Linked DNA regions of Homo sapiens: all the other regions are linked to region 3. A link is a loop called in an ENCODE intact Hi-C map of the cell type or tissue named here. Cell type or tissue: A673. All regions are shown on one strand. Each heading gives the region's core, and the rest is flanking DNA. Links, peaks and the distances in the headings are about the cores only.

Region 1 (8,435 bases), core at 122-8,121, 1.1 Mb after region 3:
TTGGATCCCAGGTATGTGACAAAAAAAAGTCTGAACACAGAAGTATAAAATCAATTTTATAGAATTTTTAAGCCTTGGAAATGATGGGGATGATGCCAAATAAATGAAAGATCAAATGCCAAATGAATAAAAGATCAAATAAATGAAAGATCAATTCAGAATACTGTTACCTCCCACATTCTACCTGGCCTATAAGCAGGCCCATAGGCTTCCTTTAACAAATGCCCAGATCAAATGTCTTAAGGGACTTCTTTTCTTAGAATAGTAGGTGTGACCTCAAAAGTAATTAAACATAAATGATCCTTCCAGGAAGAATATTAAAGGGATTTAAGGTAGAAAGAAAAACATCGTGAAAGAAAGGGGAAACCACAGAGCTTGACCAAGTAGTTAATATAAATGTAGTGTTTGAGGATAATGTTTGGAGCATCTAAATAAAAATAACTTTCTTATTTAGGAATTTGAAAAATAAATCTCATTGAAGTACAACACAAACAAATAAAAAATGTATAAATCATTAATGCACAGTGAAATAAATCATCATTAAAAAGAACAAAGCCATTTAGCAAAAAACAGGTAAAGATTAAAACATTACTGATGCCACGGAAGCCCTCTTAAGCCCCTGCTAAATATGACCAGCCACCTTCATTTCAAAGGAAACATTGTAGATTTGTTTTGAAATTTACATAAATAAAATTATATACTATGCTTCTCTGTTTTCACTCAACATTATGAGATTCACCCACATTAGGCTATCAGGCAATTATTTTATTGATTGAAATTTTTTAAAAATAATTACAACCAGTTATGGCAAATCACAGAAAATAATTCTATAGGTTTCCACAAATTTAAGTCATGTTTATATTTGAGTAAATCAATGACTGTTATAATTTCAAATCTGGCTCTACTGAGTAACAACTAAATAAATGCAAATATTTGGCCTTCTAACTTAAACTGGACATAGAATAGAAATAAAATACTTGTGCCATAAGGTTATTGTGAAAATCCAATGATTACGAATGCTTTATACAAAATTATAATAAAAATTAAATGCAATACCATATGAACACAGAAATTTTCACTTGTACGTAGGAAGTATGACTATAATGTAGAGAATAGGGTTTTTATGCGTGGTCTCCAGAATCCCGTTTGGTTCTCAGTCTTCTTCTGACCATGAGACCTTTTGAGTGTCTAGAGATCACCTACATTAGGATATTACCTACTCACTTGAAAATTTTTCATATTTACATATGCAACATATTGCCTTTAATTTCAGATTGTCAGAGACCACCTGAGGGAATTCCCAAATCTGTGATCCTAAGATTTAAAAAACAATAACTTTAGACTAATGCTTTGCAGATTTATCTTAACAAAACAAAAAAGTACTGATTAGAAAAATACTCATTCTTTTGTGGAGAGAAATATTACAGGGTCTTTTTTTACTTTCAAAAACAGGTGATAAGTAGGCAGAGAGTTTGCTTTCCTAGATAACTGAAATTAGACTGCAGAGACCAAACAATGCTTGCCTTTGAGTAGATTCAGATTTACCTCCTAAATCCTTTCAAATTCCTTACTCTGTTCTAGTCCCCAGATGCAGCATTTTTCTTGGGATGAAGTAATCTATGTATCCTCTCTGTCTCTCTCTCTCTCTCTCTTTCTCTCACTCTCTATCAATTTTAACTGATACTCTATTCTGACATGTAATTTGTGCAAAAGACTTCAGAAGTTCTTTTCAGATTTTTTCTCATTTTATCACTTAACCTTTTTGTTGTGAAAGTGCCAATACCAACTGGGGTTTGTTTGCAGCTAACAGAACCTGCTCTATTGGATGCAGAAAGTTATTTGATAGAAGAAACGAAGTGCTAACAAGATCATTGGAAGTTCCGGAAAAGGAGACTGTTGATTGGGCCTACTTGAATAATTTCAAAATCACATCACAGAATTGACCACTACTCTGCCTCTGACAAAATCAGGAAACTAAAGCAGGATGCTGCTCTCCCACATTCTGACTTTATGATCACGCAAACTCAGCTGGAATCTGGAGATCAGAAAACCACCACTACTGTTGCCAGTATGGAGAAGACACTGTGGGCTGTGATCCAAAAATAAAGACGCTCCACCAGGATAAATAGTTCCACAGCTACACTTCACTAGCCAAACTGACGTTAGGCACCATTCTCTACTTAGGTTAGTTCTGAATTCAAATCTTATATGAGTATACCTGATTAATAGGACCAAAACACATCCAGAACTCTTGCTGCAAGGTAGTCCTGGAAATGCAGTCTGTAGCTTTTTATCTGTATAGTACATAAGGCAGAACACTAGGAAGTGGAACAGATGCTGAGCAAGATAATCTACCTAATATGCCAAAGGCATCTAGCAGTAGTCAATCATGGCTTTGTGATTATTGAGATGTGATTATCACAGGAACATCAATACATCTCCAAATTAAAAAGAAAATAAGGTTATACTATATTTAAGCATCAGCACTATTATACAACAGCAAATGAAGAAAGGATATAGAACTGGAGTTACGCTTATTGACCCTTATACAGTGAATAATATAGATTGTTTGCAAAATCTTGCTGTACTGAAATTATTTTTACATTAAATATTTTTTGAAATAAGGAAGCTCGAAATCAGCTGGTGGTTATCTTTTGCTTTGTTTTAAAAAATGTGTATGTGTGCATTCTGATAGCAGATAATACACTTTCTTAGCATTTTTTGTAACAGAATTTGATCTGCAACATTCCAGATGTCTAGAAAGACAATAAGAAAACAGCAAAAACATTCTTTATCTATTAATTCTTATTTAATTATTATTTCTTATTTAATTAAACTTTTCTCTTACACAGTTAAGAAGAGTATTATTGTATTGGAAATGCTACATACTTTTTAAACCTTTGTCTCTATAATACTCTATAATAGTGGTATCACAAATGCATTCTCTGGAAGCAGATGTTCTCTTTTTAACATACAAGATATCAGGTTTTTTTTTTTAATTTCTTTAACTTTCAGATGGCTGTCAGGTTACTCTGAAGTCTAAAGAAACTACACTCAAATTAGTTTTTTAAAATTAATTTATGCCTAATAAAAATAATTCCAGTTATAATCAGTAACTAGAAAACTTTCTGTAATCTAACGTGGCACAACCTAGGGAAAAATAAGTTAGCTATTGTCAAATGTAAGATGTCAGATGTATCCTTATCTCTTTCCTACATGAAGACTGAAAGAAAACCTGGTATTCTAATAGAGAAAATGTTTAGAACATTTCCATAGCAAATTGACCTTTATCCATCAAGCTTTGTTACAAGGTGACAATAATTTGATATACCACCTCATTTAACATTGAATTTCACCCAACATAACTTGAAAAAGATAACATTTTAAACAACTTAAAACTACACATTTATAGACATTGTTAAAGCAAGATTATAACAAAACCACAAACATTAAAAATATCTAAGGCGTAATGGAAGCTAAATGTATCCAAATCCTCAACTGTCAAAAATATCTCTGCTTCTCTCACAATTGCAGAAAATTGAGCATGTCTTCTCACCTCTGCTCCTGTCTGCTCTGACTTTCAATGTTGACCCCATTTCTATCAGGGGATCACTCACAATGGAAGACTCTGGCCAGTGGCTTGCAGGTTACTACTCCTGATCCCACCTCTAGTGATTTCCTCCCTGCCCATTTCTGGTGGGTCTCACTCACACAGAGAATCACTGGTCTTAGTGTGGGCGTGTGCAAGTACATGTGTGTGCAGATGTTTACATGCGTGTGTTGGGGAGGAGGTGTCAGAAAACAATGGAAATAACAAGAACTCTTTTTTTCCCCCACTGTTGTCATCATGTTTTTCAATTTCTCCCTGCTATTATCAGAAAATACCAGCAACTCTGGCTAGGGAGTAAGAATATATGCCTGGATTGGAATTTAAGCTCCAGCATTTGCTAACTCTTTCTGCTGCACTAATCACAACATTCTGGAGCATCATAAAAGCTAGTTAGCCTTAAATAGGGTAAATGACTCCTACCCTCAAAGCTATTGTAAGAATTTCATAATTATTAATAACATATGTAAAAATGGCAAACCTCAAGGACCACAGAAAGTAGACTCAATAACATGTTAGTTCCCTTTCTCCAGCTATCACAGAACTGTATTTGCTCTCCCCCTAGTGGCCGACCTCCATATTCCTCATTTTTTGCATAAATTACCCATTTCAAACACTGTTTTTACTTGCAATCCATCCCAAAAGGTCAAAAGACAAGACAATCTTGTGTAGAAATTAAATATTGTGGAAACCGAATGCAAACCTGATAGTAATAAAAAGAATACAAACGCTATATGAAATATTTGCTTTAGTGGGAAAAAAATATAAAAATGAGAAAATAAACAGCATCATTACAGAGACGGAAGAGCACGTGCTGCTTGCCCAGCCTGGATATAATTTTTGGTTCTGATTGTCACAATTACAAGTTAAGTTAGCATTATGTTTTTCATGCTTAATTTACTTCTGAGATGTTTAAAAGGACTAGCTCTTCGTGTGTTTGTTTTGCTTAGACACATCTGTTGACACTGCCTTCATCTTATAGTCAAACTGCAGGAGTTGGCGATGATTACAGATTCAATCCTCTGATTAGAAACAAGACTGATTTTTATGAAACATTTGTTTCTGTATTTTAAAAAAAAGCTTCTTTAATTTCAAACATTGCAAACCACTTTGTTTATTAGAGCTAGATTTATTTCTTAAGGGTGTACTTTTTTGGTCGGTTTTTGAGGGTTAGACAGAAAGTGGCTCCATTTCAATTACTGCATGTATGATTAGCAGTGTTATCTAGTTATTCCTCTAAGCTTTTTATTTTTATTTTTCCCTGTCTTTGACGAACACACCAAAAACAAAAGTTGAAAAATGTTCGAGTGGGTACAAATGGGTTAAAATTTCCATTTACTTGCGACTTAAAAATTGGGTTCAATTGAGGAGACTAAATCTTTTACCAGAATATGTTTTTGAGAGATACAAGAGACAACTGTAGCACATTTCTTATCTGTATTCAAATATCTCTTGAACACTCTGAAATATTCCTATTGATTCATTGAACTAATGTTTGTTAAATAAAAGTTTCTTGAAAAAAATCTAGGGGAGTAATTAATCTTAAACTTATAAAACTAGCTATTTGGTGGTGACATTTTCTCCATTTTCTTCCTTTTAAACTTGGCTTATCTTCATTTGTTGTCTATTGCAGATAAGAAACATTCAGGTCAGCAACATCAATAGGTTTTATTACAGAAAAACAGATGTTATCATCACCTACTCTGTCGGTTTAATTAGAAATATTGAAATGTTCTATATCCCCGTTAAGCCTAAAACTGTGGGAAATGGCTTGTTTTCCAAGTTCTTTGAATTCTTAAAGAGCTCCTGCTTCAAAAACTATATTATTTTCTTACATTTTAATGGAAACAGAGAAGAAAAATTTTGGTATTTTTCTAAGCAAATAATCTACAATGTTTTAATAAGATATGACCACATTTGACATTGATTTTAATCCCATAGATCATGGTACTATATTAGAGGCAAAAGCCCCATTTTTTGCCAAAAAAATAGGACAATGGGTCCTCAATATGTTACAATATCAAGTGGACTGCAAAATAACAGGTGGTTAAATACCAAACAGTTTTGTTTTTTATTAAATAACACTTTAGATTAATGATGTCCTTTACATAGTCCTTTGGGAAGCCAGGCTAACACCTTTTTATCTTCAACATGCAACTTCCATGGTTCCCAAACATCACTCATTCCAATCAATCAGAGAAACGAAAATGGCCTGCAAGTGTTATAGCATTTCCGCTAGAACTGAGCCAAAATTCAGTCCCATGACCACAGGCAGGGTAGAAATAGGACCATGGAGGAAAAAAAATATGGTGACAGCTAACATTCTCTGCCTTAGTTTGCCTACTGGTAATCAAATATCCATTTGCACATTTCTTGCTATGCGTAGAATATGCTGACACTCTTTTGTAAGGAGAAAACCTGAAGTCCTATCCAGCTTAAAGTCCAGAATCACTTGGTTTTGTGTAGATTTCTCCATGATGTTCAGAAGCAAGTCCAATGGCAAACACATTAAAAAGACAAATTGTCTCTCCTTCTCCAATCTCCAACATACAAAAACCAGGCCTTCTTCCCTTAGATTGGAGAAAGTTGTTTTATTAGACCTGAGTCTGATCTCTGGTAAACATTTCCAGAGCCCCCTGCTCCTCCAGCTAATGGATTCTCTGTTGTCTTTTTCTTCTCAGCCACATCTGAAGGGTGTGTTGAAGAGTATGCTAGCTTTTGTGGTTGCTCAGACTTTTCAGCCTGATTCTCATTTATGTAAGTTTGGAGCTTGAATTAGTTTTTAGGCTTAAACAATTTGAAGCTATTTTAGAGCACAACAGCGGTTTCTTTGGCTTAACTAGTGGTTATCTCTAATATTGATCATACTTTTTATCTATTTGTGTCTGTCTCTCTTATGTCCACAAATCACAAAAAGAGAAATTCTTACCAGTTTCTAACTCTGCTCATTTTCTGCCCTCTATTTAATATACAATATACCTATTGTTCAAATTAAAGGCACCTACCCACTGACAGTAAGGTCAGCTAAAGAATAGGATTGGTGAGAAAGACAACAGCACACTCTTCTGTTCACTACTTGTTAAATATATTTGAAATATTTCATTATTGAATTTCTTTTTCTCAGTTATATTTCAAATTAGTGAAGTTGTTAAACAGAAAAAAAAGAGTTGATTTAAGTGTTGCATAAAAGCATAGTTGAAATAGCCAGAGAATCATGTATTCGTATATATAGAATAACTATTTTATTCCATTATATAAGTGTGTATACACAACAATTTTAGGACATGTCATTACTATTCTCCCTGATTAGAGTTGAATATTGCTTTCTGAGTTATAAACATTATTATTAGATGGCATGTGAGGGCAAGAATGTTTGCTGAAATGTGATCAGGGATTTAGATGGCTGAACCTTACCCAGAAACCAGAACAGTACAGCAGAATAATAAAGGAATGTATATCCTTCTTGTTGAGAGCAAACCATATTAGTCAAAGATTACACATTCACGTTTGTGGCTACCGTATTTACTTTTGCTAGATAGATGGATAGATACATTCTTTTTCTTTTCTTTTCTTTTCTTTTGAGATGAAGTCTCACTCTGTTGCCCAGGCTGGTGTGCAATGGTGCGATCTCGGCTCACTGCAACCTCCACCTCCTGGGTTCAAGCAATTCTCCTGCCTCAGCCTCCCAAGTAGCTGGGATTACAGGTGCCCACCACCATGCCCAGCTAGTTTTTTGTATTTTTAGTAGACATGGGGTTTCACTATGTTGGCCAGGCTGGTCGTGAGATAGATGCATTCTTAGTGGTGGAGTATTTTAATATTATACATTTTGATGATAGTAACACTAAAGATTACTCTCCTAGAGGAGCGTGATTGGAGAAAAAAAAGGTCAGAAAACCAAAGATTTGACTATGTCTTGACTCTAACCTCACTTTAATTAAGGTGCTTCATCTCTGGTGTTCAGTTTCCCCCTCCAACAATGAGAATTAGTGATATGTTTTCTTAGGCTGAAAGTCTCCTCTCATCAGAGACTGGACAAGCTAGTTGGTTTACTTAGAAGTTGACAATAGTGGGTTGAGAGTTCCAAAGAATTAGATTAAGAGAAATGTATTATGGAAAAAGTTAAATGAGATCTTGAAATCAGATGCTGAAGCATCAAGACGTGAAGTCAAATTTGAGATAATCATAAATAAACAGTATTCAATAAATAAACAGAATAAATAAACAGTATTCTCATCTGAATGAGAAGAGCAACAGTTGGGAAATGAATAGGATTGAATGAAGGAAAAGAGAAGACAATTCAATCGTGAGAATAATTAATAAATTTCTGGAAAACCAGTGGGCATAAGTATACTAGTGTCCCCTAGTGTGAGTCTATATCCAGGATGGAGGAGACTAGTGCATTCCATCTCAAATATTCTCTAATTCAGTGGTGTTGTCTTAAATTGGAAAACAAATAATTTAATAGAATGAGGTTCCTGAAACTACAAGAGTAATAGGGAGCCAATGGGTAAATAAAGAATAGATTACCAGATAAGGCCAGAATATGTCTGACAGACTTGATTTTCAAGGTATAAGTAGAAAATCAAGGTTTGACATAATCAGAAATACAGTATTTAAGAAACAATAAAATCTTATCATATGCAAAATTAGCATAAAAATATGTAAAACATATTTATATCTTATAGAAAATATGTTCAAATGTGTCCCCTAACTTCTCAAGAAGAATATTAGCCTTTCTTACAGAATGTGATAATGAAACGATAAACTGCCCAAGGACAGCAATTCAGGTTCAGAGAATGTCATAGCCATATTCTGATCCCTCATG
Region 2 (8,435 bases), core at 122-8,121, 1.0 Mb after region 3:
TAGATTTTTTTTTCTTTTTTTCTTTTTTTTAGACAGAGTCTCACTTTGTCACCAGGCTGGAGTGCAGTGGTGCAATCTCGGCTCACTACAACCTCTGCCTCCTGAGTTCAAGCGATTCTCCTGCCTCAGCCTCCTGAGTAGCTGGGACTACAGGCGCATGCCACCATGCCCAGCTAATTTTTGTATTTTTAGTAGAGACAGGGTTTCATCATGTTGGCCAGGATGGTCTCAATCTCTTGACCTTGTGATTTGGCCTGCCTCAGCCTCTCAAAGTGCTGGGATTACAGCTGTGAGCCACCGTGCCCGGCCTTGTTTTTTTCTTTTTCAATATAAAGATTTAATGCTGTAGATCGCTCTAGGTACTATGTTAGCTGCCATACACAAACATTGATATATTGTATTTTTCTTTTTCATTTAGTTCAAAATGTTTTCTAATGTTCCTGTAATTTTTTAACACATTGATTATTTTATAGCATGTTATAAAATTTCTAATATTTGATTATTGTTCACAGTATCTTTTAAAAATGGATTTCTGGTCTAATTTTGTTATGGCCAGAGAATTTTGATAATTTGAATCTTTAAAAATCTATTGAGATTTGCCTTATCACTCATTACATCTTGCTAAATGATTAATGTATACCCAAAAAGAATGCTTATTCCATTGGTGCAGCACAGTGATTAACAGTAAAGTTTCTGGAACTAAATGTTTGGCTTTGCGTCTCTCCCACTTTCTACTCTGTAGTCATGGAAAATTATTAAACACACTATGACTCATCTTTTCTATTTGTGAAGTGGGAATAAAATGAAGATGACTACCTCATATGTAGTAATAAGGACTGAATTTGTTAACTCATATAAACACTTTGATTTTTTTATAAAAAGTAACCTTTTCATATATATTAACTGTCCTTATTTATATTATAATTTTTATGATACTTGCCTTTGTCATCATCATCCATAGCAATAGCAGTTGTATCAAATAAACTTAAAAAACAGACTAAGGGGCAGTAGCCTGAAATGTGATAGAAAATCAGAAAAATATGTCATAAAAAAGGGAAAGGAGTGATTCAAGAAGGCAGTAGAAGATCATCCTAAAGTCATCTGCTTTCTCACCCTATAATTTTTCTCATTTACATAGAACTTCATGTACAATATATGCATTTACTTATTCTTCCCAGATTTATAATTTTGAGCCAGACTTTTCTGAACTACAGCTATTTCAAGTCACTGTTTACTCCACAGTATTACTTAGATTTCTCAAGGGTTTTTCAGGACTGATATGCCTGGGTTTAATTGATAAGTTTTTTCTCAAATATTGTTATATTCCAGAGTTTCTTACAGTATTGAGCTATTCATCTTCTTCTACAGGTCAATTCCTACTATTTAATATCTATCAGGAAGTCCCATTAATTTTTCCTTCTAAATATCGTTAAACGTGAAAATTACATTCTTTCCTTAATATCATCATTTTGGATCAATAAATCATATCTCATCTAGACTATAATGGCTTCTTTATCAATGTCATCCATTCTCAATGCCTTCACTTCCGTATCTACATTTTAGCCAAACTGGTCATGGTAAAATCCAAACCTGTTGGTCTTACCCCAACCCTCTCCTCTCCATTACTTATGTTTGGCTTTCAGTTCTTTGAAAGATCTTAGCCTATTTCGCCACCTGTATTTGTTATCAAGCATCCCCTTTTCCTTCACATTCCACTCACACAGGCATTCTGGCACTTACTCAAAAGTTTTCTACTCTTTTCTGCTAAGGTGTCCTTACACATATTTTTCTATGCCTAGACTCTACTTCCCTTCAAGTTAGTAAATTAGACTCATCGTATAGACCTCATTCCAAGTGGTGCTTTCTCAGAGAGTTACCTGAAACCTGTGACTAGATCTTATTTCTCAGTTTATGCTCCCAGTGCTTCTAGGAGCACATTCATAGACACATTGAAGTGTTTGGATTTTTTAAATTTTTATTTATTTATTTATTTATTTATTTATTTATTTATTTATTTACTTACTTACTTACTTACTGTTCTTTTTTTTTCTTTTTTTTTTTGAGACAGAGTCTCGCTCTGTCCCCCAGGCTGGAGTGCAGTGGCACGATCTCGGCTCACTGCAAGCTCCGCCTCCCGGGTTCACGCCACTCTCCTGCCTCAGCCTCCCGAGTAGCTGGGACTGCAGGCGCCCACCACCACGCCCGGCTAAGCTTTTGTATTTTAGTAGAGACGGGGTTTCACCGTGTTAGCCAGGATGGTCTGGATCTCCTGACCTCGTGATCCGCCCGCCTCAGCCTTCCGAAGTGCTGGGATTGCAGGCGTGAGCCACCACGCCTGGCTGGATTTTTTTTTTATTAATATCTGTCTCCCCACTATACTTTAAAATGGGCAGGGATAGTGTTCCTTATGGTTCACTACCTTATCACCAGTACCCTCAAGTACCTAGGCATCATAACTGTAAGGAAAAATAAGTAAAGGAGTAAAGTTCCATTTTAAAGTGGAATAACCTATCAAAGATAATGCAAAAGGAAAATTAGCAAAAATTTTAACACAAGAATATTAATGAGTGAGGTCCTTGTCATATAATTTTATCTTTGGATTGATATATTTTAGTGTGAATACAAATTACTTTTCTTTTGCTTAATGCCCCCCAAAGAGGAAGCCATTGTATTATGGTAAAAAGAGCCCTATACTCCCCCAAAAATAAGAAGACTGGGTTCTGCTCCTGACTTCTACCAAAGGAATCACATGTAAACTCACCCAAAACTACAAAGAAGTTTTTCTGTAATATAACTGTTGTCTCAAGACCACTTTCCCATTAACCTGTAACAAATTCCCTTCAATAATTAAGTGTATATTTGTAGTTTTTGTTACACTAGCAGCCAACCTAAAAACAATAATAAGTTTCATTAGGAGATAAAATCAGGGAACACCTGTAAAAAATAAGAAAGTAAGATTGGAGAAATTTGGGAGTCAGCAAAGATTGTACTGCACTATTTTTTCTCCCACAGAATGAGGGACCTGGGATATTTGTGCACCAGTTCCCTTTAGTCATTGGCTGAGGGTTACTCCTGGGCTGGATGTTAATTTTCAGCACTTTTGTCCTTCCCAGCATGTAGACATAATGGGTCTAATTGCAGGGAAACTGAGCCAGTTGGGAGATGGGTTAGTGTGTATAATTTGGTAAAGCCCAAATAGATATGGGAAGGAGATCATAATTGTCTTCTGTAGTTTATTCCTTGCACTGAACAGATTTGCTTATGCTGTATAAGAACATACTTATCACTGCCATACGACTCATTCAAAATGTTGCTTATCCTTTACGAGCATTTCCGTTCTCCTAAATTGATTGCTCGGCGGAGTAACCCGGATCTTAATTGCCAAAGGAGGCTGACCCTTTGTTATCATGCTCTTTTCAAGCATTGTTGCTTTAGTCACATTATAGTTATACTAACTGAGCATGGAAAAGGAGGACCATAGTGAACACCCTGTTTTCTACATATACACTTACTTGTCCCCAGGATGTAACAGAAACCACGTCTCATATAAGTGATTTTCCCTACAAGTATAGTATACCAGAATCATATGACTTTCTTTGCCTCGTAGTCTCCTGTGAAACAGTGCCTGTATCCCTTAATAGATGCATATGTACATATTTATATAAGGTCTCTATAAGGGACGCGTTGCATACCAGAAGTTGGCATTTGAATGAGGGGAATAGTTATCTGCAACAGAGGGCATGGCCTTGGACCAGCAACCTGGGGACACTATATTCTTAGAATTTTCCTTGGTAATTGCCAGAAATGTCATGTGGTACTCTGGTTTTACCACAGATACTCTTTGTTCTAAAACCTGAATTTGTTCTAAAAGCTGAATTGATGTCTTCAAACTCCTCAGAGTCCCGCTATTCACTATGCATCTTTCTTAGAGATGGGAGTTACCAGGAGTAATAACTGTCCTTTACCTTGGATGGGACATGCTAGAACATTGTGCTTCTACAGTATTCACTGATAAGCTAGTCCCCTGCATTTTTGTAGGATTTATTTTGTACCATATAGTGCTCATGTGTCTTATTTACCTGAGTTATTTCAATTTCCTGGTTTTGATATGTAAAGAAGATGATGTCATCAATGTGAGAGAACAATTTGAGGTTTGACCGAATATGCAGATGATCGGAAGTTTTTTTGGACTGTATTGTGACAAAGAGCAAGAATATAATTATAGTGATGATGCAAAATAATGAAAGTATATTGCTGTCCATTCCATAGGAATGCAATGTTCTACTTTTCTTTCACCACAGTGATGAAAAAATACATTCAAGGAATCAATAGTTGCATGTAAGTCCTAGAGATTTTGTCGATTTGTTCTAGTATCAAATTTACATCAACTGTGGCTGTGATGCCAGTATCAGCTATGATTGAAACTAACTGTTATGTTAAAAAGGGATTTCTGTCATTTGCTGAACCAGAGGTCATATTGGTGAATTAAATTGTGATATGAGACTACCACATCTAATTTCTTTAAATCTTTGAGAAAAACATTAATCACTGCCATTCAACTTGAAATATTATATTGCCTCTGACTTTTTATTTGAGCCAAGAATGTGAGTACAATTTTACAGGCTTCTACTTGGCCTTCCCTACAGTGAAGTGAAGCTCTTACATTATACAGAGCCAGTGGGAGGATCTGCCAGCTTTTAACTATAATTATTCTTATTACAAACCCATGACCAGAGAAATGACCACAGAATTGTGCTCACATCCATTAGACTTTCTATGAGGCAAACTTCGGGCAAGGTCCATTTATCACCTGCCCTCTGTGTTCCTTCTCTCTAATGGAGGGCCATCATCACTTTTCTTTTACCATTGGTAGTACTTAGGTTTCTGACTTATATCCAACAGCCTTTGGAAGATCTGTTGCAACATCAGGAGAGCGGATCATGATTTTCCACTATGGTGACTGACATCAGCCTTCTGCTCACCTGCTGTTGATCATTTCTGATGTTTAATCAAGTAACACTCTCCTTGACTACCCATCTCTCTCACCTCTAATAACAAAATGATTTACTAGCCCTCCCCACATATTCTTGTGTGTTACTGCCGCCTCCTGGCCATTCTATGCTTGCCGCTCATTGCCAGTGTTGCATTCACCCACTGCCATGATTATGCACTGCATCTGGCCTCTGCTATTCTTGAATCCTATAATCCCCATTGACTCGACAGCTAAAATTGTCATCTCTGCCTGAAATGACATCTTTTGACGTCCTGTATTTTCCTCCCCAAAACCCATCCTAAACACTTATTATTCTAGACCCATCTTAAATTCACTTCATGGTCATAAAGCTTTCTCAGATCCCTGGCCAAAATCAGTCTTTTCCTGTGGCTTCCTTATTTTTAGTTTGTACTAGATTATCACATCTTCTCAGCATCTGTATCAGATGTGATTGTGTTTTTCACCATAATGTAGCATCATTGAGTGTAGAAGCTCTGTACAGTTTATCATTGTTATCTCCTGAGACACGTTTCTTAACACACACACACCTTTATTTGGACTAGATGATATCATCTGAATAAAAGTAACGTACAATTCGAGAAAACATGAAGTGTATAGTTCAAAGATTCTGGATGATTATATATTTCAATACTTAATATTTAGTTAATTTTAAAATAGTGGAAATTGAGAAATAAGAACAATTCAAAGTTGTGATTCTCTATATCTATGTAAGGTAGATGCTAAGGTATATTCTATAAAAGTATATTTATTTATATGAGAATATTGTCCCTAAAGAGTGGCAGGTAAAAAGGAAGTTTATTCGTTTTAATGGAGCAATTTATATCTATTACACCAAAATCCTTCTGTATCTACTATATTACATTTTCAGTGACTGATTTAAATAAAGTAGCATTAATGAAGTACTTGCAATGATCCATTTACATATACCTTGAAATTAGTAGAGGAAGGAATGTAACAATGATGATTTCTTTATGTTAGCAATTCTGGGCTAGTTTACTTTATCTAAAGATCTCTAAGTCTTTACAAACATTAACATCTCCTTCTTATCCAGTGAGATAAGTATCATTATCCAAGTTTTATAGTGAAGTGATGGAGGCACAAAGAGATTAAATGATTTCCTCAAGGTTACTGTCAGTTGTGACAAAGAAAAAGAAAGTTAGATTTATGAATCTCAGTCTTAACCATCCTTGGGCTCTGTGTAGTTGTCACCCAAAAAATCCAGATAAAAAATTGAGAATACAGTAAACAAATAACACATAGGTAAAAAAACAAATATTTCAGTATTTGACATCATATTGATTAAATAGGTAGAAGCATTCAGCACAAATCTGGAAACCTAGTATATTGAAAAGGAGATGGTCCAGAGTTTTTAATTAAATGAGGATGGAAAGGATTGTTTTACCTTAGCTGCCAATCAATTTGTATACACTAAGCATATGACTGCTTTGAGAAAATTCTAAACTTATGTATCAAAGAAAATAGCTACATCATTTGAAATTTATTAACATGGCCTATGACAATTTATATATCTAAAATAAAACACTTTATATTACAACACAACAGAAAACTTTCATTGGGTAATATATTTTCTTTGTTCTTTGTTTTAACAATCCATTCTGTCAGATTATAAAGCTTAAAATCCCTTTTCTAAGTGACCTCTATGTAAAGCAAAAATTCTATTGTGAAAGCAAAACAAAATGTATATTTTATTCTGTGAAATCAGGTAAAAGAATAATCTTTCTGCATATTATCTAAGTAATCATAAATCTGCAATATAATTAGTATTTATTTATTGAATGGCTGCTTTTAAGAAATAAAATTGGTCCCAGGCAACTACTAAAAGTTCTGGGAATTATTTTTGTTTAAATAGGATACTTCTAAATCTCAGGTAGACAATTTGCTAATGACAAAAAAAAAAAAAGGAAGTTAAATCATTTGAAGTTTCTTCACTATGAGCCAATCTTCCATTTTCACAAACAAAAGATATCCGCAGGTCCCCTGATATCTGCAATAGGAGTTCTTCCATGTCCCCAGATTGGTTGTCTTAGTATAGCACTAATATACTAAGTCACCATGGCCCATGGATACCATATCCAATCTCTCTTATAGACTGCTGTTTTCCTTCAATTCTGTTTACCCATATCCCTTTATAATAAATAAAACATACCATAAACTGCACATATTTAAGGTGTATGTTTTGAAAAGTTTTGTCTCATATATGCCCTTTAAAACCATTACTACTGTTAAGATGATGAAACTGTCCATCATTTTCCAATTTGACCCTTTGTACTTCTATCTTCCCACTCCTTCCTACCCTTACTCTCCCATCCCCAAGCAACAAGGGATCTGCTTTCTATCACTACAGTCTAGTTGTCATTTTGTAGACCTTTGTATAAATAAAATCATTTAGCATATTCTTTTTCCTGACTTATTGTACTCTACATAATTATTTTACTATTTACCCATGTTATAGTGTATATAAATAGTTCATTCATTTTATTGCTTGGTAGTATTATACGGATATATCCCAATTTTTAAAAATGTAAATTTTTAATGAAGAGTGTGAACTCTTCATTGGTTTGTTTTCAATTTATGACTATTACAAATAAAGCAACTATGAACATTTGCATAAAAGTATTTCAGTGTACGTACACTTTCATTTCTCTTAGGTGAACATCTAGGAATGAAAACACATCTTATAGTAGGTGTGTGTTTGACTTTCTTTTGAGACAGCCATCTCAGTCTCTCATCCAGGCTGGAGTGCAGTGGCACAATCTCGACTCACTGCAACCTCTGCCTCCCGGGCTCAAGCAATTCTTGTGCCTCAGCCTCCCGAATAGCTGGGACTACAGCTAGGATTACAGGCGTGCACCCCAGAGCCCAGCTAATTTTTGTATTTTTAGTAGAGACGGGGTTTCGCCATGTTCCTCAGGCTGGTCTCAAACACCTGGCCTCAAGTAATCCACCCACCTCCGCCTCCCAAAGTGCTGAGATTACAGGTGTAAGCCACCACACCCAGCCTTCACGTTTTTTTCGTTTGTTTGTTTTTTTGAGACGGAGTCTTGCTCTATCGCCCAGGCTGGAGTGCAGTGGCGCGATCGTGGCTCACTGCAACCTCCGCCTTCCGGGTTCACGCCGTTCTCCTGCCTCAGCCTCCCGAGTAGCTGGGACTACAGGCGCCCACCACCACGCCCGGTTAATTTTTTGTATTTTTAGTAGAGACAGGGTTTCACCGTGTTAGCCAGGATGGTCTCAATCTCCTGACTTCGTGATCCGCCCGCCTCGACCTCCCAAAGTGCTGGGATTACAGGCTTGAGCCACCGCGCCCGGCCTCACGTTTTAATAGACTACTAAATTTTCCAAAGTGGTGGTACAAGTTTACATTTCCGTAAACTACATAGAAGAGTTCTGGTTTTTCTAC
Region 3 (8,435 bases), core at 381-8,380:
CCCAGCTAAGTTTTTGTATTTTTTTGTAGAGATGGGGTTTCACCATGTTGGCCAGGGCGGTCTCAATCTCTTGACCTCGTGATCCACCCACCTCAGCCTCCCAAAATGCTGGGATTACAGGCGTGAGCCACCGTGTCTGTCTGGTTTTTATTTTTAATTCTGTTTGGGTGGTGACACATTTGTTGATTTGCATACGTTGAATCATCCTTGCATCCCTGGAATAAAATGCATTTGACCATGATGAATTATCTCTTTAATGTGCTGCTAAATTTTGTTTGTATTTTATTGAAAACTTTTGCATCTATGTCCATCAGAGATATTGGCTTGTAGTATTTTTTGTTGTTATGTTCTTATCAGGTTTTGGTATCAGGATGATACTGATTTCATAAAATGAGTATCTGTCCTCCTTGATTTTTTGGAATTGGTTCAGTAAGATTCGTAGTATGTATGGTAGATTTGACTGTGAATCCATCTGGTCTTAGATTTTTTGGTTGATAGGTTTTTTTATTGCTGATTTAATTTCATAAATCTTAATTCAGTCCATTTGGTATTTCAGTGTACTCCTGGTTCAATAAGGAGCAATTACATGTTTCCAAGAATGTGTCTATTTTCTCTAGGTTTTCTAGCTTGTGCTCATAGAGATGTTCACAGTAGTCTCTGAAGATCTTTTGTATTTCTGTGGTATCATTTGTCACATCACCTTTATCATTTCTGATTGTGCTTATTTGAATTCTCTCTCTCTCTTTTTTTTTTTTTTGAGACATGGTCTCACTTTGTCACCCAGGCTTGAGTGCAGTGGTGTGATCTCAGGTCATTGCAGCCTTGACCTCCTGAGTTTAAGCAATCCTCCTGTCTCACCTGCCCAAGTAGCTGAGGTTACAGGCATGCACTACTGGACCTGGCTATTTTTTTTTTTTTGTATTTTTTATAGAGATGGGGTTTCAACATGTTGCCCAGGCTGGGCTCGAACTCCTGAGCTCAAGTGATCTTCCTGCCTCAGTCTCCCAAAGTGCTAGGGTTACAGGAATGAGCCATCGCACCCAACCAGTCTCTTATTTTCTTGGTTCATCTAGCTAGCAGATCATCAGTTCTATTTATTCTTTCAAATAACCTGCTTTTTGTTTCATCAATCCTTTGCATGACGTTTTTGCCTCAATTTCATTTAGTTTAGCTCTGATCTTTGTTATCTCATTTCTTTTGCTAGCTTTTGGTTTGGTTTGTTCTTGTTTTCATAGTTCCTTAAAGTGCAACATCAAGTTGTTAATAAGAGGCCTTTCTGATTTTGATATAGGCATTTAGCACTGTAAGCTTTCCTCTTAACACTATTTGTGCTGTATCCCAGAAGTTTTGGTGTGCTGTGCCTCTACTTTCATTTATTTCAAAATTTGTTTTTGATTTCTGCGTTAATTTTGTTGTTTACCCAAAGTCATTCTGGGGCAGGTTGTTTAGTTTCCATGTATTTGTGTGGTTTTCAGAGCTCCTTTTTGGGTTTATTTCTAATTTTATTCCACTGCGGTCTGAGAAGATGCTTGATATGATTTTGATTTTGGAATTTATTGAGACTTTGTTAATGATCAAGCATATGGTCAATTTTGGAGAATGTTCCATGCATAGATGTAAAGAACATGTATTCTGCCATCATTGGGTGAAATGTGCTGTAGATGCCTAAGGTCCATTTGGTCAAAAGTCCAATTTGAACCCAAAGCTTCTTTGCTAGTTTTCTGCCTCAATCATCTGTCTAGTGTTGTCAGTAGGGTGTTGAAATCTCCCATTATTATTGTATAGCTGCCTGCCTCTTTCTGTAGGTCCAGTAGAAACTGTTTTATAAATGTGGGTGCTCTGGTGTTGAGTGTGTATGTATTTAAAATAGTTAAATCTTGTTGACTTGAAGTCTTTATCATAATATAATGCCCTTTTTGTCTTTTTTAAAACTGTTGTTCGTTTAATGTCTGTTTTATCTGATACAGTAATAGCAACCCCTGCTGTTTTTTGGTTTCCATTTGTGTGACATGTATTTCTCTGTCTCTTTAAGTATGTGAGTGTCATTACAGGTTAGGTGAGTCTCTTGAGAGCAACAGATGATTGGGTCATATATGTATATTATTATTATTATTATTATTATTATTATTTTTGAGATAGAGTCTCGCTCTGTCACCCAGGATTGAGTGCAGTGGCACGGTCTCAGCTCACCTCAACCTCCGCCTACCGGGTTCAAGCAATTCTCCTGCCTCAGCCTCCTGAGTAGCTGGGACTACAGATGCACTTCACCACGCCTGGCTAATTCTTATATTTTTAATAGAGATGGGGTTTCACCATGTTGGCCAGGCTGGTCTCGAACTCCTGATTGGGTCTTATATATTAAATCCAATTTGCCATAGTATATTCTTTAAATGAAGTATTCTGTCCATTTACATTCAAAGTTGATATTGACATGTGAGGTTTTGTTCCTGTCCTAGTGCTGTTAGCTAGTTGCTTTGTAGTTTCAATTGCATAATTGCTTTATAGAATCTGTTAACTTTTTACTTACATGTGCTTACATATGCTTTTTATGGTAACAGAAGTATTGTGCTTTCATTTCCTTTAGGTTTGTTTTTCTGGGAAAGATTTTATTTCTCCTTTATTTATGAAGCTTAGTTTTGCAGGATGCAAAATTCTCGTCTGGCAATTTTTTTTTAAAGAAGGCTAAAAATAGGCCCCCAATCTCTTCTGTCTTGAAAAAGTTTCTGCTGAGAAGTTTACTATTAGTCTGATGGGATTACCTTCCTCAGTGATTTGGTCTTTTTCCTTAGGTGCCTTTAGGATTTTTTTCTTTAGCATAGAACTTAGATAATCTGATAACTATATGCCTTGGTGATGCTAATTTTGTATAGTATCTTACAGGTGTTCTCCAAATTTCTTATATCTGAATGTCTACCTCTCTAGCAAGATTAGGGATATTTTCTAAATTATTTCCCCAAATATCTTTTCCACATTTCCTTCTTCTTTCTCAGAAATGCCAGTGAGTTATAAGTTTGATCCATTAGCATAATCTCAAATTTTTCAAAAGCTTTGTTCATTTAAAAAATTATTTGTCTTCATTTTTGTATGATGGGGTTAACTTTAAATTCTGGGCTACAGCCTTTGAAATTCTTTCCTCTGCTTGGTCTAGTCTGTTGTTAAAGCTTTCAACTGTGTTTGAAATTTCTTCAGTGAATTTTTTATTTTTAAAAGTTCTGTTTGGTCTATTTTTTAATATAGCTATCTCATCTTTCATCTCCTGCATTACTCTTCTGATTTCTTTGTGATGATTTTCAACTTTCTCTTGGTTCTCTTTGAGCTCCTTACAATCCATATTTTCAATTCTTTATGTGTCATTTCAAAGTTTTCATTTTGGTTATCATCCATTAATAGAGAACTAGTGTGGTTGTTTGTGCGTGTCACAACATTTTGTTTCTTCATGGTGCTGGAATTCTTGTGCTGGTCTCTTCTCACCTGTAGAAACCGTTACTTCTTATTTTTTAATTTATTTTTGTTTGAGTGGGATTCACTTCCCCAACCCTTGAGGATGTAACTATTGTGTATGCTGCAAAGGGTCTTTTGGCTTTGCTTCTAGGAATTCCTACAGACCCTTATCCTCCAGAAGGGTCTGTTGGAATTCCTTGGTTGTAGAGAGCTATAGTGTAGTGGCTTTCTTAAATGTTAATTGTTTGTGGCTGTAGTAGTGATGGGGTGCACTTGTGGTCAGGCTCACTGTCTTTTACAGGAAAAAGGTAGTGGAGGTCTCTGGAGGCTTGTGTCCTTTCCCAGCGTTTTCTCTGTCAGCAAAAATTATATTTGGTTGTGCAGTACATGCTACTGGACAGTAGGTGGCAATTGTGGGTGAGAGCTGGCTGAGTGCTGTACAAATACGTCAGAAGTTGTGACAGACTCTGCAGGTTAACGTCTCAGCCACAAGGTGGTGCTTGCAGGCAAGAGGCAATTGCAATATTGGCATTGGAATATTTACTTGGCCTTTGTTGATTACCGGAAGTACCTGGGTGTTCCTGGCAATGGGTAGGACCTGAGGATCCCAGGGTTACTGTTTCACACTCTGCCACCATGGTGACTGAATCGGGCCAAATTGGGTGGGGCTGGGTTGGACAAGCTCATGACTAGGCTCTCCAAGGCTGGTGAAAGCACTGATCTTGCTGGGAGTTTAGCGGCAGCTTTCAGGTGACTGGAACAACCCTCCTAGGAGAGGCAAAGTTGCTATTCCTTTGCCACATATCTAACTTAGTGGAGGAGTGGCAACCTGGGGATTTTTAACCTAAATGGTGACCACGAAGTGTGATAAGCTCAGTTCCTGTACCCAGGGGTCTCTCTCCAAGCCTCTGGCCCCAGCAACAGGCCCAACCAGCTAGATTTGTCCCAAACTGTCTACACCCAGATCACTAAGCCACTTCAGGCATTCTGGACTATGGGACTCCCTGGGGGAGAAACAAGGACTATCAAGCCACATCGTCCCCAGTCTGATCTCACTAATGGAAGGGCGCCCAGCTCCCATACCACCACACAAACCCATGTCACACTATTCTCTGTGTCCTAACAGTGGGAACTCCTTCTTTGCTGAAGATTAGGCCATAAATCTCATCTCTATACCCCTGGATGGTGTGCTCCAGTCCTAAGGAACTGGGACTGGGCCAGCGATTTTGTCCTCTTGTCCATTGGGGTCAAGCACCAGCTTTGATAGGGGGAAGCTGCTCCCAGGCCACTCAGATGGGACAATGAAGGGAATTCGGTGCCCCCACTCCCCTGGGAACAGCCAGGCAGGCAGCCTTGGTAGGGGTTGGCAGGGAAAGGTGTGCCTGGTTCATATGCACCTTGGTCCCATGGCAATGGCTATAGGTCCTTTCTGGGGCATCTGAGCATGCCTGGACCCACTCTTTTCTGGCAAGGAAAACAGCATGAGCTGCAACCACTCATTGCAGGATGTAGGGCCTTGGGGGATGAGTGCCCAGAGTCATCTTTTGTTGCAGCTGCCTCTCACAGCCAAGCCTTCTAGGCTCCACCAAGTTCAAGCAGTACCTCTGTGTGTTCTCCAGGCAGCTCCTCTTGCCAGTCCAGAGGTCTGCAGGGTTCATGGGAACTCCTGTAGCTATGATCTCAGAGGTCCACGGTGGAAATGTAGTTCCCTGGATTTCTTCATTTATCTGTACCCTGGGTCCAGTCCTGGTCTGGGGGCCAGTCTGGCACCTGAAGACTCCAAACAGGCTGCCCTTCTTCCTCCCTTTTCAACCACAATTTCTTTTTTTTTTTTTTAAATACTTTAAGTTCTAGGGTACATGTGCACAACTTGCAGTTTTGTTACATATGTATACATGTGCCATGTTGGTGTGCTGCACCCATTAACTCGTCATTTACATTAGGTATATCTCCAGTGTCTTTCATTACCTATCAGATTTCAATGCTTTTGCTCAAAAGATCTGTTCAAAGTGTGAGGTATACTTGATATTTTGGTTGCTCTCTCTGGAAGAGATGTATTGTGGCTACGTCTAGTCAGTCATTTCAATCAAGATATTTTACGAGCCCTATTAGTGCAGCCAGCAGCGCGTCAGTCTCATAATCTGAATCAAGATATTTTATTTCCTTCTTATAGTTTTACTTTTTTCTTCTTTTCTCTTATTTTTCTGATGAGGATTTCCACTAAAATATTTTCTAGAAGTGGGAATAATGGATATTATTGTGCTGTATTTAAGATCTTAGGGAAAAATAATTAGTTATTCACCTGTACATGTGATGAAAGTTATAGAGTTGTGCTTTATGTAGTTGGATAAGAAATGTTTTCTTTTTCAAAAATATGTGTGTTGAATTTTGATAATTGCCATTTACAAATCTATTCTGAATCTATTGTGATGCTTATATATTTTTATATTTTAGTCTCTTACTAGAGTGAATTACAATGATTGATTTATGAATGTTAAACCACCTTGTATTCCCAGGACAAATTCAACCTGGTTATGATGTGTTACCTTTTTATGTGGCTAACTTCAATAAGCTAAATTTGAGATATTATTTTTGAATCCATGTTTAGAGATATTTGTAATTTATTTGTAATTTTGTTGCAATAACCATTCTAAGCATCTTATTAATACTCCATCATACAAGGAGTAGAGATGTGTACCCTCTTGTTTTATTTTCCAGAAGAGCTTGTCTAGACTTGTATTTTTTTAAGTGTTTGCTAGAATTTACCACTACAATCTTATGGGCTTAGAGTTTCTTTGTGAAAAGTTTTGCTGCAAATGTAATTACTTTTAAATATAGGAATATTTAGTTTTTTTTGTTGCTCTTTAATGAGTGAGCTTTGGTGGTTTGCTTGATTTGAGTAAATCGCTCATAATATTCTCTCACCATTTAAATATTGTGGGTTCTGCACTGTTGTTTTATTTTAAAATTCTGATTGGTCATCTGTGTCTTCCCTTTATTTCTTCTCAACAGTTTAGCTGTTTCTTCATGGTAGATATTGATGGTTTGTGCAGAAAGTACTCCTGATAAGTGTGGACATTCTGGCATCAGCAAGTTTGAACAGCATGTATATGGAGGGGGCCATCCTACTTGATATTTAGCAATTTTATTGAACTTTAAAAAGAGCAATTTTGAGCTTCCTGGGCTTATTTTTCTGTTTTCTATTTGATTTATTCTCACTGTTTTAATTGTTTTTTTATTTAATTATTCTTTTTCTCTAGTCTTTTTTTTTTTTTTTTTTAATTGAGATGGAGTCTTGCTCTGTCACCCAGGCTGGAGTGCAGTAGCACAATCTCAGCTCATTACAACTTCTGCCTCCCGGGTTCAAGCAATTCTCTGCCTCAGCCTGCTGAGTAGCTGGGATTACAGGTACCCGCCACCACACCTTGCTAATTTTTGTATTTTTAGTAGAAATGGGGTTTCACCATCTTGGCCAGGCTGATCTTGAACTCTTGACCTTGTGATCCACCTGCCTCCGCCTCCCAAAGTGTTGGGATTACAGGCGTGAGCCACCGCACCCAGCCTTTTTCTCTAGTCTTTAAAAGTCAAATCATACACCAATAATTTGAGAACTTTCTTGCTTTGTCTGCTATAAAGTACCCTTTCGAACTGCTCTACCTTCATCTCACAATAATTAGTATGTTATGCACTCATTTATATTCAATTGTATTGTCTCATTTCCCTTGTGGTTTTGTTATTGACCTGTGGATTATTTAGAAATACATTGTTTAATTTCTAAATATTTGATTTTCAGACATTGTTTGCTATTGATTCTAGTTTAATTTTACTGGGGTCAGCTAATATATTTTGCATAGTTTTTTTTTTTCTTTTAAATTTGTGGGTACTTTTATTGCTTAGACTAGGTGTATGTTGCATTTGCACTTGAATGTAATCCATACCTGCTGCTAATTGCTGTAGTGTTCCATAAATATCAATTTATTTGGTCAAGAATATTGTGTTATTGGATTCTATTGTACCTTACTGATTTTCTAATTGCTCTTTGAATTGCTCAGAAAGTAGTATTGAAACTTGAATTTTAAAAATTAGCGTTATTGAAGTATAACTGACAAATTGTATGGTTTTAAGGGGAATATGATAATTTAATATATGCATATATTTTGTGAAATGATTACCACTATGAAGTTAGTTAAAATATGTCACCTCACCTAGTACCCTTTTTGTTTTGTTTTAGATTGAGAACATTTAAGCAAATTTTAACTATGCAATTTAATAGAACATTTGATTTTTTACTGGATGAGTACGATGTGTATTTTATATTGCAGGGTGATAGATTTTGTTGTATTCCTTTAAACACTTTTTGATTTGGTCGTGGAATGAGAAATCTAATACATTCTTTAGAGCCTTGCCCTTAAGGTTTTTTATGACAAATGCAGAGCACCCTTTAATCTAGGACTATTTTAGCCCCACTGCTTATGCATTACGTTTTAAAAATCTCTACTCCTGCTGCTTGTATTATAGGTCTTTTCTCTCTGGCTGGTGAGCAAACAAATATATAGGCTTCTGTGAACTATAATAATTGTTCAGCCCCCCTTTCCCAGTAGTTTTCTTTTGCAACTTTAGGTAAATTCATGATTTTTCTAATAAATGTCCAGGGAAGGATTAAACTGAAGCTTTCTGGACATTCTCTCTTTCTCTCTCTCTCTCTCTCAGTACATATTCTTCATTATTGTTACAAATTACAGCCACTTTGCTCTTCCCAAATTCCATTTTATCTCAACAACACAAAGGGTCCTGGGCTGTTTGGAATCTCCTTTCCCACCCCTTAGATTGGAAATTGCTTTCAGGCAATACACTGGCACAATAAGAAGGCTCAACTCATTTGTTTTTCTTCTCTCAATCTCATTCTCTTTATTTCCAGCGTTTGAAAATTATCATTTGATATATTTTATTTTATTTTCTAGGTGTTGAAGATGGGAAAATAAATTCAGTCTGTT

What was found. A loop is a pair of places that touch in the nucleus more often than their neighbours do. Peaks named below come from ENCODE experiments on the same cell type or tissue, not always from the same donor. Only the 100,000 strongest peaks of a DNase experiment are listed, where the experiment ranks them.
Region 1: it touches region 3 in a loop (4-fold over the local background); 6 of 110 quality-filtered maps call a loop at or near these places.
Region 2: a loop joins it to region 3, with 2.5 times the contacts of the local background. A loop is called at or near these places in 3 of 110 quality-filtered maps.

Annotation. Positions count from the first base shown.
Region 1 is chr12:17,988,072-17,996,506 of GRCh38, forward strand. No RefSeq gene overlaps it. Among named protein-coding and RNA genes, the nearest start is that of RERGL, 98 kb to the right of the region's middle. In A673, for the core only: a CTCF peak has its summit at 4,179 (motif pointing left); a DNase peak (open chromatin) is centred at 4,160.
Region 2 is chr12:17,971,295-17,979,729 of GRCh38, forward strand. No RefSeq gene overlaps it. Among named protein-coding and RNA genes, the nearest start is that of RERGL, 110 kb to the right of the region's middle. In A673, for the core only: a CTCF peak has its summit at 5,120 (motif pointing left); a DNase peak (open chromatin) is centred at 5,117.
Region 3 is chr12:16,936,122-16,944,556 of GRCh38, forward strand. The region is part of intron 3 of LOC105369677 (a long non-coding RNA gene); the gene reads right to left. Among named protein-coding and RNA genes, the nearest start is that of LMO3, 330 kb to the left of the region's middle. In A673, for the core only: a CTCF peak has its summit at 3,914 (motif pointing right); a DNase peak (open chromatin) is centred at 3,900; H3K27ac peaks cover 510 bases.